2 separate regions of the Homo sapiens genome follow, and region 2 is linked to region 1. Evidence: chromatin contacts called from ENCODE Hi-C or POLR2A ChIA-PET data. All regions are on one chromosome and are shown on one strand. The core of a region is the stretch at or near the end of the contact, and the rest is flanking DNA. Distances in the headings are between cores, read along the strand shown. Region 1 has its middle 92 kb from the start of ZNF217. Region 2 has its middle 140 kb from the start of ZNF217.

What was found. Hi-C counts contacts between places; a loop is a spot of excess contacts on that map. ChIA-PET counts read pairs that join two places held with the same protein, here RNA polymerase II (POLR2A). Pooled maps may share reads with other maps.
Region 2: a pooled map shows a loop between it and region 1 (2.4-fold over the local background). The contact joins two enhancer-like sites. A Hi-C loop is called at or near these places in 7 of 168 maps with a recorded cell type or tissue (CD8-positive, alpha-beta T cell, Caco-2, Calu3 and 4 more), 1 of 37 single-sample maps with no recorded cell type and 7 of 50 pooled maps. POLR2A ChIA-PET finds 5 or more read pairs at or near these places in 21 of 52 experiments (B cell, BJ, Caco-2 and 16 more).

The regions. Positions count from the first base shown.
Region 1 is chr20:53,683,433-53,687,882 of GRCh38, forward strand. No RefSeq gene overlaps it. Among named protein-coding and RNA genes, the nearest start is that of ZNF217, 92 kb to the left of the region's middle. Within about 2 kb of position 2,764, at least 2 of the 41 ENCODE cell types and tissues checked have a DNase peak (open chromatin) inside an H3K27ac peak, as active enhancers do; they include GM12878, where a contact is called at or near this core.
Region 2 is chr20:53,727,129-53,731,974 of GRCh38, forward strand. No RefSeq gene overlaps it. Among named protein-coding and RNA genes, the nearest start is that of ZNF217, 140 kb to the left of the region's middle. RefSeq lists enhancers at 1,424-1,924, 2,325-2,374, 2,655-2,754. Within about 2 kb of position 2,161, at least 4 of the 41 ENCODE cell types and tissues checked have a DNase peak (open chromatin) inside an H3K27ac peak, as active enhancers do; they include GM12878, where a contact is called at or near this core.

The DNA of each region.
Region 1 (4,450 bases), core at 1,514-4,013:
TCCAGCTACTTGGGAGGCTGAGGCATGAGAATCCCTTGAACCTGGGAGGTGGAGGTTGTAGTGAGTCAAGATGGAGCCACTGCATTCCAGCCTGGATGACAGAGCAAGACTCCGTCTCAAAAAATTAAAAAAAAAAAAAAGAGATCTAACAGAAGTTGAGACTCACAGTATACCTAGCACGCTTCTCAGTGATTAGCTTATTTAATCCCCAGAACAGCTTAGTGAAGGAGGCATTATTTATTATTCCCATTTCACAGATGAGAAAACAGAGGCTTAACAATATGAAGTGACCATGTAAATTCCCATGGCAGTGACAGTGGAGCTGGGATTTGAATGTTAGCAGCCTTGATGCTTAACTCGATTTTTCTTTCTTCTGTTTTCTTACCACAGTACTAAGGAGGGACTTAATGCCATTTGTTCCCTACCCACTTGGCATTCATTCCTACCTGCCTTTGCTAACTGGCATTACTGATTGTCCACTAGATGCAACACCTATGCTAAACAATGGGGAACACAAAGATCTTAGGGATTTTTTTTTTTTTTTGAGACGGAGTCTCGCTCTGTTGCCCAGGCTGGTGTGCAGTTGCGTGATCTCGGCTCACTGCAAGCTCCGTCTCCTGGGTTCAGGCCATTCTCCTGCCTCAGCCTCCCGAGTAGCTGGGACTACAGTCGCCCACCACCACGCCCAGCTAATTTTTTGTATTTTTAGTAGAGACGGGGTTTTACCGTGTTGGCCAGGATGGTCTCGATCTCCTGTCCTCGTGATCTGCCTGCCTTGGCCTCCCAAAGTGCTGGGATTACAGGCATGAGCCACCGTGCCCGGCTGATCTTAGGGATTAACTGATTGATTGATTGACTGATTTATCTTTTTTCAACCCTGGCCTACAGAAGATCTTTGGAATTCACATAAGGTTTTTCTTGGGCCGGGCATGGTGGCTCACGCCTGTAATCCCAGCACTTTGAGAGGCCAAGGTGGGTGGATCACCTGAGGTCAGGAGTTCAAGACCAGCCTGGCCAACATGGTGAAGCCCTGTGTCTACTAAAAATACAAAAATTAGCGGGGTGTGGTGGTGGGCGCCTGTAATCCCAGCTACTTGGGAGGCTGAGGCAGAAGAGGTGGAGGTTGCAGTGAGCCAAGATCACACCACTGCACTCCAACCTGGGTGACAGAGAGAGACCCTGACTCAAAAATAAATAAATAAATAAATATATACGATTTTTTTTTTTTTGGAGGCAGGGCCTTGCTGGATCACCCAGGCTAGAGTGCAGGCACAATCTCGGCTCATTGCAACCCCCGCTTCCCAGGCTCAAGACATCTCCCACCTCAGCCTCCTGAGTAGCTGGGACTACAGGCACGTGCCACCACACCTGGCTAATTTTTTGTATTTTTGGTAGAGACGGGGGTCTCACTATGGTATCCAGGCTGGTCTCAAACTCCTGAGCTCAAGTGATCATCCCGCCTCAGCCTCCCCAAGTGCTGGAATTACAGGCGTGAGTCCCCTCCCTCGGTCGATTTTAGGAATGTAAAGGCTGGTAGAGCACTTCCAACTCCCTGTGTTTGGATTCACGGATTCTTCATGGAGCATTTCCCCAGGAAAAGACACACAAACAGATTAGGTGCACAATTACAGGGGTTTCATTAATATTCTCCAAGTTTATTTATGGATTCCCTAGACTTCCAAGATAAGGGCACTTGGTTTTACAGCATAATCCCCATATTTTATCACCCATAGGTTCACAGGATTGGGTGACTTGTTCAGGAGACTTAGTGAAGTGTTGTTCGTTTAATGTCTACGCTAAGTGAGTAAATGTATGGTCCTCAGTATTCTCAACCCTAAGTTACGGAATTGCTAGACACAGGGCCAGCTTCATGGGTGTATGTCTTGGGCAGCAGTTGCTTAGGGCTCTGTGCTCGGAAGCAGCCCGTCTCGAATGTCTGGGCTCAAGCAGTCTTCCCTCCTCAGCCTCCCAAAGTGCTGGGACTGCGCGCATGCACTACTGCACCCTGCCACTTTGAAATTTTTAATAACTTTTTGAACAAGAAGCCATGTGTTTTCATTTTGCACTGGACCTTACAAATTATGTAGCTGGCCCTTATTAGACATTGTGACACCTAAGAGAGACCACCCCCTGGGAGGACTGAACACTTGAAAAAATAATATTTATTGAGCAGGTATTAATTCATTTAACCTTCACAATGACCCGGTGTGGCAGGTTCTAATTTTACCCACATTTTACAGATGAGGAAAGCATTCTGTAAATGCAGTCAATTCTTGAAATGTCTAGTGTTGCTTAGTAATTAGAGGGCCTTACTTATGACCAAGAAGTTTACAATTTTGCCTATTTGCATACATTCTCCATCTATTTTAAACAAACAAGAGCCAAAAAACAAAACAAAACAAGCAACAACAACAACAAAACAAGAAAAAGTTGAGCCCCAGCTGTGCAGATTTCTTTCTGAAAACACTGGGTTATTATATTGAGTATTTTAGTACTAATTTAGAAAGTATTTTGATCTTGATTCGTCTACTGATCATGTCAGAATCCAACTCTGAATAATACTGAACGTGATTAGAGTCCCCAGAACTGAGCCAGACTGGGTCTGCAGAAAGTTCTTACAGCTACCAAAGATGGCTTGATATGTGTCTGGTGGGGGTAGGGAGGAGAGTGTGGCCTGTGGTTCCTCACAGCGGGGAGCAAGTGGCCTGTGGGTGGAAGAAACTGTCACTTCACCTGCAGCTGGGGGCACCCATCTTATTCATTACAAGGTCTGAGGAAGCTGGTTTACCAGGTCAGAATTCAGAAACGTGGATTTCACCTTTACCAGCTACTCAGCCCTAAGGCAGTTCACAATCTGAGTAACCATGGGCTGCTGAATTGTGATTGTTTAAAAACAGGCCGGGCTCAGTGGCTCATGCCTGTAATCCCAGCACTTTGGGAGGCTGAGGTGGGTGGATCACGAGGTCAGGAGATCGAGATCATCTGGGTAACATAGTGAAACCCTGTCTCTACTGAAAAAAAAAAAATACAAAAATTGGCTGGGTGTGGTGGTGCGTGCCTGTAATCCCAAGCTACTCGGGAGGCTGAGGCAGGAGAATCGCATGAACCCAGGAGGCAGAGGTTGCAGTGAGCTGAGATTGTGTTACTGCACTCCAGCCTGGCAACAAAGCTAGACTCCGTCTCAAAAAATATAAATAAATAAATAAAAATAATATGGCCCAGCCTGGGCACCGTGGCTCACGCCTGTATTCCTAGCACTTTGGGAGGCCAAGGTGGGTGGATAGCCTGAGGTCAGGAGTTTGAGACCAGCCTGGTTGGTGAAACCTCGTCTATATTAAAAAAATACAAAAAATTAGCTGGGCATGGTGGCGGGCGCCTGTAATCCCAGCTACTCGGGAGGCTGAGGCAGGAGAATCGCTTGAATCCAGGAGGTGGAGGTTGCAGTGAGCCGAGATTGTGCCACTGTACTCCAACCTGGGCAACAAGAGCAAAACTCTGTCTCAAAAAATATATAATAATAATAATAATAATAATATGGCTGGGTGTGGTGGCTCACGCCTGTAATCCCAGCACTTTGGGAGGCTGAGGCGGGTGGATCACCTGAGGTCAGGAGTTTGAGACCAGCCTCCAACATGGTGAAACTCCATCTCTACTAAAAACACAAAAAAATTAGCCAGGCGTAGTGGTGCACGCCTGTAATCCCAGCTACTCAGGAGGCTGAGAAAGGAGAATCACTTAAACCCAGAAGGCGGAGGTTGCAGTGAGCTGAGATCGTGCCATTGCACTGCAGCCTGGGCGAGGAGCGAAACTCTATCTCAAAAAAAATAAATAAATAAAATAAAAATAATATGGATTGCTAACTCAAAAGAGAACTGAAAGTTTTTTCTCTTCGCACTAAATAAAACCTCCCAAACTGTGGGGCCTTTAGATGCTAAAAGAAATGCTAGATTTTCTAATTAGTCTTCTCTAATAAAATACTTTTACAGTTTTCTGTGCCAACTGGTATATTATTCCCATAATTATTTGATTAAAAAGGAATGAAGTTCTTTGAAAACCATATTATGGTAATATTAGAACTGAAATTATACTTGTCATTTCATACTATTGCCTATGGAGTTTTTGATCTTTCTCATTATGCCGATTTGTGAGATTTCTTTTTCTTTCTGTGGGAAAACCCTGTGGACTTCTCTTCTTCCCTCCCGCCCTTCTTTCCTTCCTCCCTTCCTTCTTTCCTTCCAAAAGAAATGAACTGGTTTATTATTTTGTAGGATATGCATTATTTCCTATATAATTTTGGGACAAGCTGGTTTCCTTTCATGAGTAATTTATTAATACACTGTATTTAAAAAATCTAAATATAGGGGTGTGGGGATGGGAAAAAAAGAAAAAACTAAATATTATAATTGAGCCTGATTGCATGATATGTATTCATGTATTTCAGCCTAAACAT
Region 2 (4,846 bases), core at 911-3,410, 43 kb after region 1:
GACCAGTTGAGCCATGAGTCACGAGTCCTCTTGGGTTCAATCTGAACAAAAATCTAAAAAAAAAAAAAAAAAAAAAAAACACTGGGTGCGGTGGCTTATGCCTGTAATCCCAACACTTTGGGAGGCTGAAGCAGGTGGATCAGTTGAGGTCAGGAGTTGGAGACCAGCCTGGCCAACATGATGAATCCTTGTCTCTACTAAAAACACAAAAATTAGCCAGGCGTGGTGGTGGGTGCCTGTAATCCCAGCTACTTGGGATGCTGAGGCACGAGAATTGCTTGACCCTGGGAGGCGGAGGTTGCAGTGAGTTGAGATTGCGCCATTGCACTCCAGCCTGGGGGACAGAGACTCTGTCTCACAAAACAAAACAAAACAAAACAAAACAAAACAAAACAAAACAAAACAAGTGCAGTTTTGTTGCATGGATATATTGCATAATGGTGAAGTCTGGACTTGTGGTGTAGCCATAACCTGAATAATGTACATTAAACTTATTAATTTTTTTAATAATTTTTTTTAGAGACAGGGTCTTGCCATGTTGCCCAGGCTGGTCTCCAACTCCTAGGATCAAGTGATCCTCCCACCTCAGCCTCCCAAGGTGCTGGAATTACAGGCGCGAGCACCATGCCTGAACACATTAAACTCATTAAATAATTTATCATCTCTCATCGCCCCCACTCCCCTCACCCATCTGAGCCCCCAGTCTATTATGCCACACTCTGTGTCCATATTTATTTATTTATTTAGAGGCAGAATCTAGTTATGTTGCCCAGGCTGGACTCAGACTCTTGGACTCAAGCCATCCTCCTGCCTCAGCCTCCTGAGTAGCTGGGACTACAGACGTGAGCCACCTCACGCAGCATAAGAAAACCCCAATTTTGTTTCAAGTGAGAAAATATTCAGACCCAAAGAATTAGGATTGGTCTAAGTATGAGGTGACAAGCATGGAGAAGAAAAGTCAACCTGTGAACAAGGGTAGAGCAGAGAAGGAGATCAGGTCTATACCACATGGTTCCTTCAGTCTTCTTGCCGTGTGAGGTAATGAAAGGTGTTTCTTGCTTAAGCTATTGTTAGTCGGATAAGCAGTGAATTCCTGCTGCAAGGATTCCTAACTGCAACATATGCAATGGAGTTATATTAGATAAGGAGAAAAAAAATAATAGGAGAAGACAGAGGGCAGATAGAAGAAAGTAATTAAAACCAGCAGTCAGGCATTTTGGAATTCAGACCTCATTATTTTCATTTTCCAGATGAGAAAACTAAGGTTCCAGAGAAATGAACATAACTTGTTCAACATCTTAAAACTAGTCACCAGCAGACCTGGAATTCAAACCCAGATCTATTGGATACCAAAGACTGGTTTGAACAACTATATGTAATGCTTTGTATTGGGGTGTGTGTGTGTGTGTGTGTGTATGTGTGTGTAAGGGAGAGAGTGAGAGCTAGAGAGAGAGAGAGAGGGAGAACTAATGGTCACTGTTTGCTATGTGTCTGGTTATGTGCTTTACACTTTTGGCATATTGCTTTTCATTCTTAAATACAGCTTCAAATTTAGTTGTCATCTTCCTCATAATTTTATAAGAAAACGGAAATTCAAAAAGTTGAGTGACTTTAATAATTGAATATTGCCCAAAAGAAAAAAGGAAATTCTCTATGCCACCTGAGGTAGATCTAAAGAATTTTTCCCATCTCTATGTGCAGTGTATCTTTGTAGACCCTCCCATGAAGAAGTGGGGTCACTTTTTTTTTTTTTTTGAGACAGTGTCTCGCTCTGTCACCCAGGTTGGAGTGCAGTGGCACGATCTCGGCTCACTGCAAGCTCTGCCTCCCAGGTTCATGCCATTCTCCTGCCTCAGCCTCCTGAGTAGCTGGGACTACAGGCACCCACCACCACGCCCAGCTAATTTTTTGTATTTTTAGTAGAGACGGGGTTTCTCCATGTTGGCCAGGCTGGTCTTGAACTCCCGACCTCAGGTGATCTGCCCGCCTCAGCCTCCCAAAGTGCTGGGATTACAGCCATGAGCCACTGCGCCCAGCCAGAGTCACTTTTTTACCCTTTGAATCTGGGCTGAGCCATGTGATTTGTTTTGGCCAATATGTCATTAGCAAATGTTGGGGGAAACAGAGGCTTCCAAAGTACTTGTAAGCAGTACTTTGCTCTTTGGGAATTTTTACTGTCAAAGTAAGCTCTGCCGGGCGTGGTGGCTCACGCCTGTAATCCCAGCACTTTGGGAGGCCGAGGTGGGTGGATCACTCGAGGTCAGGAGTTCAAGACCGGCCTGGCCAACATGGTGAAACCCCATCTCTACCAAAAATACAAAAATTAGCTGGGCATGGTGGCAGGTGCCTGTAATCCCAACTACTTGGGAGAATGAGGCAGGAGAATCCCTTGAGCCCAGGAAGCGGAGGTTGCAGTGAGCTGAGATTGCATCACTGCACTCCAGCATAAGTGACAAAGTGAGACCCTGTCTCAAAAAAAAAGTACTTGTACCTTGGGGTTTGCCTTCTTACTTCTCCTGGGAACCCTATAACTTCATGTGAAGGAGCTAGCCTGTTGGATGATGACGTCCAGACATGTGACCCAGTTGCTCTTGTTACCCAGGTGATGGCCCCCAACCTCCACACATAGACAGGAAGCCGTCTTAGGATCATCTAGCCACCAGCTGACCACAGACACCTGGGAATACCCAGCAGTGATCATATGAGCTGGCCCAGAAAGGAAGAACCTCTCAGCCCACCTATAAAGTCACGAGCTAAACAAATGGTTGTTTTTAGCCACTAAATGTTGGAGTGGTTTGTTATGTGGCATAACTAATGGATACACTGACTTTCACTATATCAGACAAATATTGCAAATAATTGAGTGAAATGGATAGATATTGAGAATGTTTAATGTAAAGGTTTAAGTTAAATCTATCTTTTATGCAAAATACATGCCCATGTTCTGTTCCCTTTTTCTTTTTCTTTTTTTTTTTTTTGAGATAGAGTCTCGGTCTGCCAGGCTGGAGTGCGGTGGTGCGATCTCGGCTCACTGCAACCTCTGCCTCCCGGGCTCAAGCGATTTTCCTGCCTCAGCCTCCCAAGTAGCTGGGACTACAGGCACATGCCACCATGCCCGGCTAATTTTTGTATTTTTAGTAGACACAGGGTTTCACCATGTTGGTCAGGCTGGTCTCGAACTCCTGACCTCGTGATCCACCCGCCTCAGCCTCCCAAAGTGCTGGGATTATAGGCGTGAGCCACCACACCCGGCCAAACATAACTCTTCTTATAGTTATAATGATTCCGTGAAATAGGTCCTACTACCTCCCTCTTTTTTGTTGTAGTTGATTTTTAATTTTTAAGAGATGAGGTCTCACCATGTTGCCCAGGCTGGACTTGAACTCCCAGGCTCAAGCAATCCTCCCACCTAAACCTCAGGTGATCTGCCTGCCTCGGCCTCCCAAAATGCTGGGATTGCAGGCGTGAGCTACCTCGCCCAGCCTGTTCCCTTTTTCATTAGTGATAAGATCCTTGGCCATTAAAAGTTGTCAGTGAAGAAATATAGTGTCCCAGTGACGAGGAGTATGAAAAATACATTCTATTTTCACATCTTAAATGTCATTAAGATGTTGAAAGTGTTAAATATCAAATTCAAACTCAACTAGGTTTGACCAGCTTGTCCCAGTTTGTCTGGGATTTTTACATTTTAGTACTGAAAGTCCTGTGTCCAAGGAAACCCCTCAGTCCAGGAAAAACTGGGACAGTTGCTCACTGCTATGTTTTGTTTTGTTTTGTTTAAATCAGCCTACATCATGCTTTGATCTGCTGCAGTTTGAACACATTCCCTTTAAAATTTATATGTAGGAGGCCGGGCGCAGTGGCTCATGCCTGTAATCCCAGCACTTTGGGAGGCCAAGGTGGGTGGATCATGAGGTCAGGAGTTTTAGACCAGCGTGGCCAAGATAGTGAAACCCCGTCTCTATTAAAAATACAAAAATTAGCCAGGCATGGTGGCAGGCGCCTTTAACCCCAGCTACTTGGGAGGCTGAGGCAGGAGAATCGCTTGAACCCAGGAGATGAATGTTGCAGTGAGCCGAGATCACGCCACTGCACTCTAGCCTGGGCGACAGAGCGAGACTCCATCTAAAAAAAAATATGTGTGTGTGTGTGTGTGTGTGTGCGCGTATATATGTATATATGTGTGTATATATGTATATATATGTATATATGTGTGTTCATATATGTGTGTGTGTGTATATATATATAATATGTAGGAACTTAATCCCTAAATGATAGTATTAAGAGCTGGGGCCCTTGGGAGGTGATTAGGCCGTGAGGACTCTGCCCTTGTGGATGGAATTAGTGCCCTTATAGAAGGGCTTGAGGAGGAGAGTTTTTCTCTCCTACTCTTCTGCCATGTGAGGACCCTGTGTTCATTCCATTTAGGGGACGCAACAGCAATGCTCCATTTTGGAAGCACAGGAAGTCCTTACTAGACAATCAGTCTGCTGGTGCCTTGATCTTGGACATCCCAGCCTCCAGAACTGTGAAAAATACATTTCAATTATTTATAAATTACCTGGTCTGTGGCATTTTATCGTAGAGCAGGAATGGACTGACAAAGGCACCTGAAGCTCAACTTTAGTGTTAGTTCCAGCAGGGAGGAATCTTGCAAATTCTTATTGATATATGACAATAGATATTTAGAAGCTAAGAAGCTGAGTATTTTCTCACACGTTTAGGTGTAAGTTACAAATTAGTCCTGCTTTTGATACACAGCTACTTCATGAGTTTGCCCTAACTGCTCCCAGATAAGTCATATTCCTTTGAGAAGTCCCAATTGGCAAAAGTTCTTTTTTTTAAA